Regions from separate parts of the Mus musculus genome. Here region 2 is linked to region 1. A link is a contact called in ENCODE Hi-C data. All regions are on one chromosome and are shown on one strand. Each heading gives the region's core, a stretch centred on a gene start or an enhancer-like site at or near the end of the contact. The rest is flanking DNA. Distances are from core to core; before and after follow the strand shown. Region 1 has its middle 10 kb from the start of Ifnar2. Region 2 holds the start of Tmem50b (transmembrane protein 50B).

The links. A loop is a pair of places that touch in the nucleus more often than their neighbours do.
Region 2: a map of CH12.LX shows a loop between it and region 1 (2.8-fold over the local background). The contact joins the promoter of Tmem50b here to the enhancer-like site in region 1. A Hi-C loop is called at or near these places in 7 of 37 maps with a recorded cell type or tissue (CH12.LX, Patski, T-helper 1 cell and 3 more).

What each region holds. Positions count from the first base shown.
Region 1 is chr16:91,360,443-91,364,817 of GRCm38, forward strand. No RefSeq gene overlaps it. Among named protein-coding and RNA genes, the nearest start is that of Ifnar2, 10 kb to the right of the region's middle. Within about 2 kb of position 2,340, at least 2 of the 3 ENCODE cell types and tissues checked have a DNase peak (open chromatin) inside an H3K27ac peak, as active enhancers do.
Region 2 is chr16:91,595,802-91,600,176 of GRCm38, forward strand. It overlaps Tmem50b (transmembrane protein 50B), which reads right to left and starts at 1,879. Exons shown (of 7, transcript NM_030018.3): 1 at 1,781-1,879.

The DNA.
Region 1 (4,375 bases), core at 1,090-3,589:
TGCAAAGCAGGCGCTTGTGCAAGAGCTGCAGCCCTGAGGGTCTGAGTGGGAAGCAATTCTGAACGCTCTGGGAGCCTGGGGGAGTTTGAGCATCTGCATTAGGAAGCTGGTCTGCTTGGTGTGTGGAAAGTGATAAAAACATAGGGTCTTAAGGTCTCTGTACGTTTGGCATGACCCGCAGGAAAGCAAGCACAAAGCAGACAAACATGGGCCCACAGTCTAAGTGGAATGAAACCTACCCACTGCTGTGGCTTATTAGAAGGTGGACCCTAGCTTGGTCTTCAGGATGATACAAACCCTGTGACAAGCCCTTAGGTCACTGAGACCCTCAACGGCGATGGTGGGATCCCAGTCTCCTCTCCCTCTTGCCATGACAGGTTGCCCTCATCAGTGCTCCAAAGCCACAGGGCTCCAGAATCCTAAACCTGAATAAACCTGTTCTCCTCATAGGCTGCTTGTCACTGGCATTTCACCATAGTGATGGAGCACAAACACCGCATCCCTTCTCTAAGGAAAAGGACACAATGGCACGACAGTAAAAATAATAATAGTAATGATAATAATTAGGAGGCTAGACAGATGGCTCCACAGAGCACTGGCTGCTCTTAAGGGGACCCGGGTTCAGTTCCCAGCACCCACATGGCAGCTCACAGCTACCTTCAGCTATAGTTCCAGGAAATCGAACACTACGCTCTGGCCTCTGAGAGTACCTATACATATGTGCACATACACACAGAGACACATTAATAAAAGTAAAATAAATCATTAAGAAATAAACCAAACTAGGTACAGAGTTTTGCAACAGGGTACAAAACAGCAGCTAGGGTCCTGGAGCTGATGTTCCGCTAGCCTTGGAGTAAGCTGTTTCTTATTACAGCATTGGGGATAGGAATTACCACCACACACCATATCTCACACACATACACACACAAACACTCACATACACACACCACACACACTCACTCACACATACTAACACATATACTCACACACATACACAAACACATACATATACCATCCACACTCACTCATATTAACACATATACACACACACACTCATACTCACACAAACACATACACATACCATACACACTCACTCACACACATACACTTATACACACCATACAAACTCACACTAATGCACACACCACACATGCACGTATACACTGACACCCATACACTGACAAACACTCTCTCACACACACACACACACACCACCACCACCACAACAAACCTAAACATATACCACACACACAGCTATCAGCAGCCCTGGGAGACAGAGCTGTTGACTGATTTCTAAGGTGTATCTCTTAGAGAATGGAGCTATGGTTGGTATTTTATGCCACGCAAAACAATTACTTCGAGTATGCATCAGTTGGAACAAAGTCAGGCTATTAAGCAAAGAAGATGAGATAGATAACATATGCTTTAGATTTAAGCATGGAAGGGGTATCTAAGCATCTTAACGACATTTTGTGGCTTCTGAAACTACACTGCCCCAAAAGGTATCATGGACAAACAGGTTCAAAAGTTAAGCAAAATTTTTAAATTAAGTAATAAATATAAGCTGTCCTACTTATATCTTTTACTTAATTTCCTTCTGTAAATAAAATTGCCAGGTAATTTACAAAGCCACTGAGCAAGTATAGGGCTGAGACGGAAGACTGACAAGGTCAAAGGTGTCAGACCCACAACCCCTCCCTCAGCTTCAGGCCAGCTTGTGTCACTTGCTGTTTGCACTTTGCTGGTTAAAGTCCCTGGAAAGGCTGCACTGCTAATATTCTGCAGGCGATAGTCACACTTTCCTGCCTGTTGGCTGCATTGATGCCCTCCAGACTCAGGAAACAAGAAATGCAAACCAGACACTAAAGGCAGAGGGGTCTTTTCCTTCCTGGGTCCCCTCAGTTTCCCCTTTCTACCCCATCTTACACACATGCATACACACACACACACACACACACACCACTCTACAAATACTCCATAGACATTCTCCCCATGAAAAACATACATACTACACACCACAAAGCACACAGGCACACACTCAGATCTTACATACCACATAGACCATACACATTACACAAATGCAAAGCAAGCCCGTAGTGTCTCACATGATTTTGTTCCCCCTGCCCCTATATCTGAGGCTCACTAAACTGATTTCTGGAGCAGAAGTTTGGAAAACACAGACTTCGGGGGAGACAGAGGAAGCCCACAGGCCTCTGTCAAGGGGATCTTTGGTCTATGCTCTGCCCTTGACCGCTAAGCAGAGCGAATGCTCCTGGGAGTACTGACCTAAGACCCAGCTCTGGCAGAAGGCTTCCTCACACTGGCGGCTGCCAAGAATGAGAGAGGTTGAGTCAGGCAGCCTGCCAGTGAACCCGAAGGAGGGGCCCGGGAAAGTATGCACAGCTTTCTATCTGGGAAAGCCCCCTACAATTTCTATCATCTCTTCATTTCACAACACCTTGTGTGTTTTCCAGATCATTTCCCAAACTTCAGCTGGCTGAGTCACGAACACAATTAGTTAGCTCTCTGCATCTCTGGACCTCAAATCCCTTGAGTTAACCAATCCTAGACAGGAGATAATCGAGAGAAATATTGGGTGTGTTCTAAACGTGAGCAGATGCCGCTTGCCATTGCTTCCTGCAGAGCACAGTGGAGCAAGTACTGACGTAGCATCTACACAGTATTGGGAGTTGGGAGTGATCTACAGGTGGTTTAAACATGGAGAAGAGGGGTGTGCATTCTGTATGAATAATCTGTCACTTCGTATCCAGAACTTGGGCATCTGTGGATCTGGGTCAGTTCACCACAGATCCTGGGGGAGGGGTTATTGTAGTGAATCTCAGACAGCTTTGGAAGAAGGAGAAACAAAATGACATGGGATCTGGAGGACAGGGACAGAACTGAATATAACAGAGATCACATAGGAAGGACACGTACTGATACGGCAGAGGTCGGGATGGATTGGACCGTAACTTTTCTTCAGCCATGAAGCCAGCTACTTAGTAGTTGAAGCTGGAAATACTGGACAGAGAAGAGGTCATGTTCATGCTTCAGACACTAAATGGAGCAATCCCAGAAATTACCAATTGAGAAAGAAAAAGGAAAGTCAACAGCCCACAGTCAGCAGCAGACCCTGCTGGGCCAAGGAATGTAACCATTGTTTTTCCAGGCTCGTATCCAACCAGGAAATCCTTCTTACTGCTTCCAACAGTTCATCCCTTTCCACAGAGCTGAGGCCTCAGTCGTGGCTGATTTTCTCTTAGAGATTTAGTTCATGCCCCCCATGAGAACAGGAAGTCAGGAGTTCACAGGCTGGAGAGCCAGAGAAGACATTCGCTGCAGCTGGAGTCTGAGGGCAGCTGGAGGCTTTCCTCAATCTGCTTTCCTCAAGGATTGCTGCCCTACATGTTAATCTTAGCTTAACATGACCATCACAGCAACACATAGACTGATGTTGGTCCAAGTATGCCCCAGACAAACTGACAGGTGATATTAACCATCACACATACTACCTATCTTAGCTTTGTTCCTACGGCTGTGAGAAAATTCACACAAAAAGCAACTTAGGGAGGAGAGGGTTTATTTGACTCACAAATCCAGACTGCAGTCCATCATTTTAGTCAAGTTAGATACACAAGCAGCTTGTCCTGTCACACCCGAAGTCACGAGCAGAGAGAAGAGACACTCTGTATCTATTTTTTTATGTATCTATATATATGTATCTATCTATGTATCTATCTATCTATGTATCTATCTATCTTGCCTGCTAGCTTTTTCACTCTTACACAGTTCAGGGCCCAGACTAGGAAATGGTGCTACCCACAGTGGGCTGGATCCTCCTACATCAATGAACAACCTAGACAGCTACCCCCAAGACATGCCTACAGATCAACCTGAACTAGAGAGTTCCTCATTAACCCTCTCTTCCCAAGTGATTCTACTAGCTGGCACACCACCCTAGGAAAACAATATCACAGTCTAACTTAAATCTTATCTGTTATTAACAGATACCTAACCCAGGATGCTGGGGATTAAGTTTGTTTCCTAATACAGCCCTCACTGGATGGCCAACCTAGCACCAAGTTCTAGTCATTATCTTCCTACCCATTTCTAACCCATCCCCAATCCACTAACCCTGGTCCAGAGATGGGCAAGGGTTCTGTCTGGGAGCAGTCACTTCCAGGGGACTTTGTAGAGAGCTGGGGAACGGGGGTATGGAGGGTGGTACTGGTCACATGATGGGCTGAGTGCTACAAGTATTTGATGAGCAGAGGCCAAGGATGCTGGACCACTCCATCATCTAACTACTGTCTTCTATGATATGTCTATGGATAGATCTTTGAAGGTGAATTCCCTGTTTGGACTTAAGCTT
Region 2 (4,375 bases), core at 629-3,128, 230 kb after region 1:
GCAGGGAGCACTCAACCTCTGAGCCACCTCTCCAGCCCTCTTAGCAACTTTTAAAATTTTAATTAAAAAAAAAAAAGATTAGTCTACATACATCAATGTGTAAATGTGTCATTATCTGTTGCCAAATAGCATTGTGTTATGATGGCCTCCTTAAGAGTAGAACTGGGGGGCTGTCGAGATGGCTCAGTGGTTAAGAGCGTCGACTGCTCTTCTGAAGGTCCCGAGTTCAAATCCCAGCAACCACATGGTGGCTCACAACCATCCGTAACAAAATCTGATGCTCTCTTCTGGAGTATCTGAGGACAGCTACAGTGTACTTACATATAATAAATAATTAAAAAAAAAAGAGTAGAACTGGGACATAAAGAGTGGAGAGTGAAGGAGAGAATTTTGAGGAACTCCCCCAGCCTTTTTTTCAAGACAGGGTTTCTCTGTATAGTCCTGGCAGTCCTGGAACTGGAGCTGTAGACAAGACTGGCCTCACCTGCCTGAGTGCTGGGATTTAAGGCGTGCTGGAGGGTTTCACTTTTTATTTGCTGTTTCTGTATTGTCTGAAAACTTTACTTGATAATCTTCTTCAATGTTTATTACATTAAAAGACACATAAGGACTAAGCAAGATTGATTCTTTAATCAATTGACCCCAGTAGTGAATTTAGAAAACCAAAACCAAAACCAAACAACGCAATAGCGTTGAAGGCTGCTGTCTAGCTGATAGAGGAAGAATGGGGAGGATCAAAGGGTGTGTCTCCTGAAGAGGAAAAAACTACATCCTCACCCCGTTCCGATTAAACCTGCTTTTCTTGAAGCATCGCTATGCAAATTAACCTCTGGGTTTCATTTTTAGGATCAGGAAGTCTTTGAACACTATGCTCGTTTAAGTGTTTAAATTGCTTGGCTCTGGTTTTTGGAAGCCGCACACAGGTAGAAAAGACAAACGAGAAAGGAGGATGAGAAGCCTGGGAATAAGCGCCCCTGGAATTATCTAGAAATGGGATTTGTGGTACAAATAGGGTGAAGAGTTGGAGCGCGAAGGATGCACGGGGGGGTAGGGGGGTGGATGTTGTTGAGGGTGAGCATATCTACTCCAGCGAGAGGTTTGAATTCCCACGCCCCTCCTCCCATCGCAGCAGCAAGGTGGAAGAGCGAGCCCAGCCCTCTGCTGCTACGGTCGGAAAGGTCACGTATCTACCCACCTCTCAGGCTCAAGTACCTTCCAGTGGTGAAAACCAACTTACTGGCTAAAGACCAAAATGGCCTAGCCTACAACGACCACTGCTCTGCTACTTCTCTGAAAAGGCCACTCGCCACTTAGGATGAATTCCCAAAGACTTCCCTCCCTCTCCTCCCTCTCCTCCCTCTCCTCCCTCTCCCCCCAGCGCTTGCAGGATGGAGGGGAAAGTCAAGGATACAAGGACAGTTCCTGGCAACGGCTCCGAGCAAACGGGAGGGTCGCTCGTCCCCAGACGCTCGTGGGGCCTCGGTGGCGGCTGCGGCGGTGCCCCACAGGACCTCCATCCCCTACCGATCGCCTTGGGGACCTCCCCAGACTCAGGACGAGATGCGCGGCGGAGCGGCCTGCCTCGGCTGAGCGCGGGTCACGGCGGCGTCAGGGCCACGGGGCGCCGAGAGGACGCGGGCGCAGGCCGGGCCCCGCCGGTCGCCCGCGCGCTCCTTGGCACCGACACGGGCGGCGCCACAGAACCTCAGGCCGCGCCGGGCCGGCGCCCTGCGTTCGATCGGCAGATCACAGAAACCCGAGACCTGCCAACCGCACTCACCCGGCTACCTGCGAAGTCTACACCGAGCCCAGGCAGGAGCAGGGACGTCGAGGGCGCGCGTCTGTCCGGGAAGCAGCGGCCCGATCAACCTCAGTCCGGGAGCCGGGGGCCGGCGGCGGGCGGGAGGCCAGGGCGCCGGTGGGGCGGGGGCGAGGCGCCGTGCGCACCGCAGGAACCAATGGGATTGCAGCAAGTGGCCTGCGTGGGCGGGGCATAACCCCTGGAGGCGGGACCGGGACCTCAGAGGCGGAACGGGGCTGGACCCGTGCGCTCTGCGGAGACCAATCATAGTGCGACCGATTAGATAGAGGGCGGGGCTTGATTCCTGAGGGCGGGGCTGGCGCGGTGCTCTACCTGCGTCCTGGAGCTGAGGTCCGGACCTCTCCTGCTGCGGTTTGCGGTAGTAGTGTAAACTCAAGCGCCTCAGCATCGGTGAGAGCACCGGTACGGGGAACCCAAGCCTATTACGCAAGGTCCTCTTGCATATCAGCAGTTGAGCATTGTTCACCAGCTGCCGAGAGTCGAGAACGCACTCCAAGACGTTCAAAAACCAAGACCTCAGAAGATGAAGTTACAGGTCCAGGGATCCCAGTCAGTACTGGTTTTCTGAGGGTACCCGCAAAGCAAAGCTACATAGCTATTTCAGCCTGATTCCTTTTTCCGTCTATCCAAATAGATTTTTGGCTTGTTTTGGGAGCAAATCTTTACTTATCTCCTTTAGAGATACTGCCTCTGGATTTTTCAGCATAACTTCAAAAACCACATTTCCTACAGAATATAAATGCAGTTAAAGAAAGATGCAAAGTCCAAGTTACTACTACATTGAAGGTAAAAACACACTTCACCTAGATAGAGTAAAGCAAAAAGATTTTTGTGTCACGTAACTGTCACAAATGACATCCTGGATCCTGTTACTCCTGTAGTTCTTGTATATAATCTAGGATTTAGGTATTCAATAAATATTCACTGCATAAATTCCTTTTTGGAGTATGGGATTATGCACACACACTAACAAGCAAGAGGGGCAGCAGAAGGGAACATCTTTAGGTATCTGTCCCAGAGCTAGGGAATGTAGTTCAGTTGGTACATTATTTAGCCTTAAATACATAAGGCTCTGGCTTGTATCCCAAGCATCATATAAACAGGTGTGGTGATACATGCCTGTGATCCCTGCATTCCAAAATGTCTCAGCTTGGGTATGATCATGGTCTCAAGCATATTTCTATTTCCAGTCAGACTGGATTACACAGCAAATTCAAGACCAAACCGAGCCGGGCGTGGTGGCGCACGCCTTTAATCCCAGCACTTGGGAGGCAGAGGCAGGTGGATTTCTGAGTTCCAGGCCAGCCTGGTCTACAAAGTGAGTTCCAGGACAGCCAGGGCTATACAGAGAAACCCTGTCTCGAAAAAAACAAAAACAAAAACAAAACAAAACAAAACAAAACAAAAGATCAAGCTGAAGTGAGGTCCTGTCTCAAAACTACTGGAGGATCTGGGATATAGTGTAGTAGTAGTGCGTTGCCTGTCCAGAATGTGCCGTCTGCTTTCACTTCTCCATCAGTTAAAAAGGGGGGCAAGGGGGACTGGGAAGATGCTCTACCGGAGGACCCAGAGTGGGGCTCACATCCACCTGTAACTCCAGATCCAGGGGCCACCTTCCTCTTCTGGATTCCCTGGACATCAAGCATGCAAATGGTGCACATATATGCATTCAGGCAAAACAAAAATACACAGGCTGGAGAGATGGCTCAATGGTTAAGAGCACCAACTGCTCTTCCAGAGGTCCTGAGTTTAATTCCCAACAACCACATGGTGACTCACAACCATCTACAATGGAGTCTGGTGCCCTCTTCTGGTGTGTCTGAAGAGAGCAATGGTATACTTATATACATGAAATAAATAAATAAATAGGGAAATAAAACCACTCATACACATAAAATGAGTTTGAATATTGAAGAAAAAGACCAGACCTCCATACATGCATTACTTGAATTGGAACTCCACCAAATGCTATGCAATCATATACTTTGGTGGTTTTGTTTTGTCTTGTTGCTGATTTTTTTGATTGTTTGTTTCCAAGACATGGTTTTCCTGTGTAACAGTGCCCTGGTTGCCCTGGAACTTGCTTTGTAGACCAGACTGATCTCCATCTCATAGAGATCCACCTGTCTCTGCCTCCGAGTGAGCCAGCACACCCTGCTGCTCATATACGTTGTTAGATTCTGGCCTGAGCACCTGTCTGTCGAGGCTCCCCAGGCTGGGGAGATTTTGAAACTTGCCACGGCACTCCAGTCGAGTCAGCCTGTCAGGCAGGGATGCCTAAAAGCTGCTCATGAGGCAAAAAGAGTTTCAAGGAAGCTCTCCTCCTGGAGTCTGGAGTTCTCTTAATTCTCCATTCCCGCGTTAATCTAGTGTATGGATCCACATGCTCTCTTTCAGTATCATCCTATTATAAGTGCCTTTTAAGATTGAATTCTGACATAGCTAAAGCCTCAGTGTTCCAACAGTCCTAGAACGTCCTTGAGCTAGACAGTGACATTCAGAATAGCCTCTCGTATTACACTATCAATAAAAGCCAAGTCGCTCCCATATACA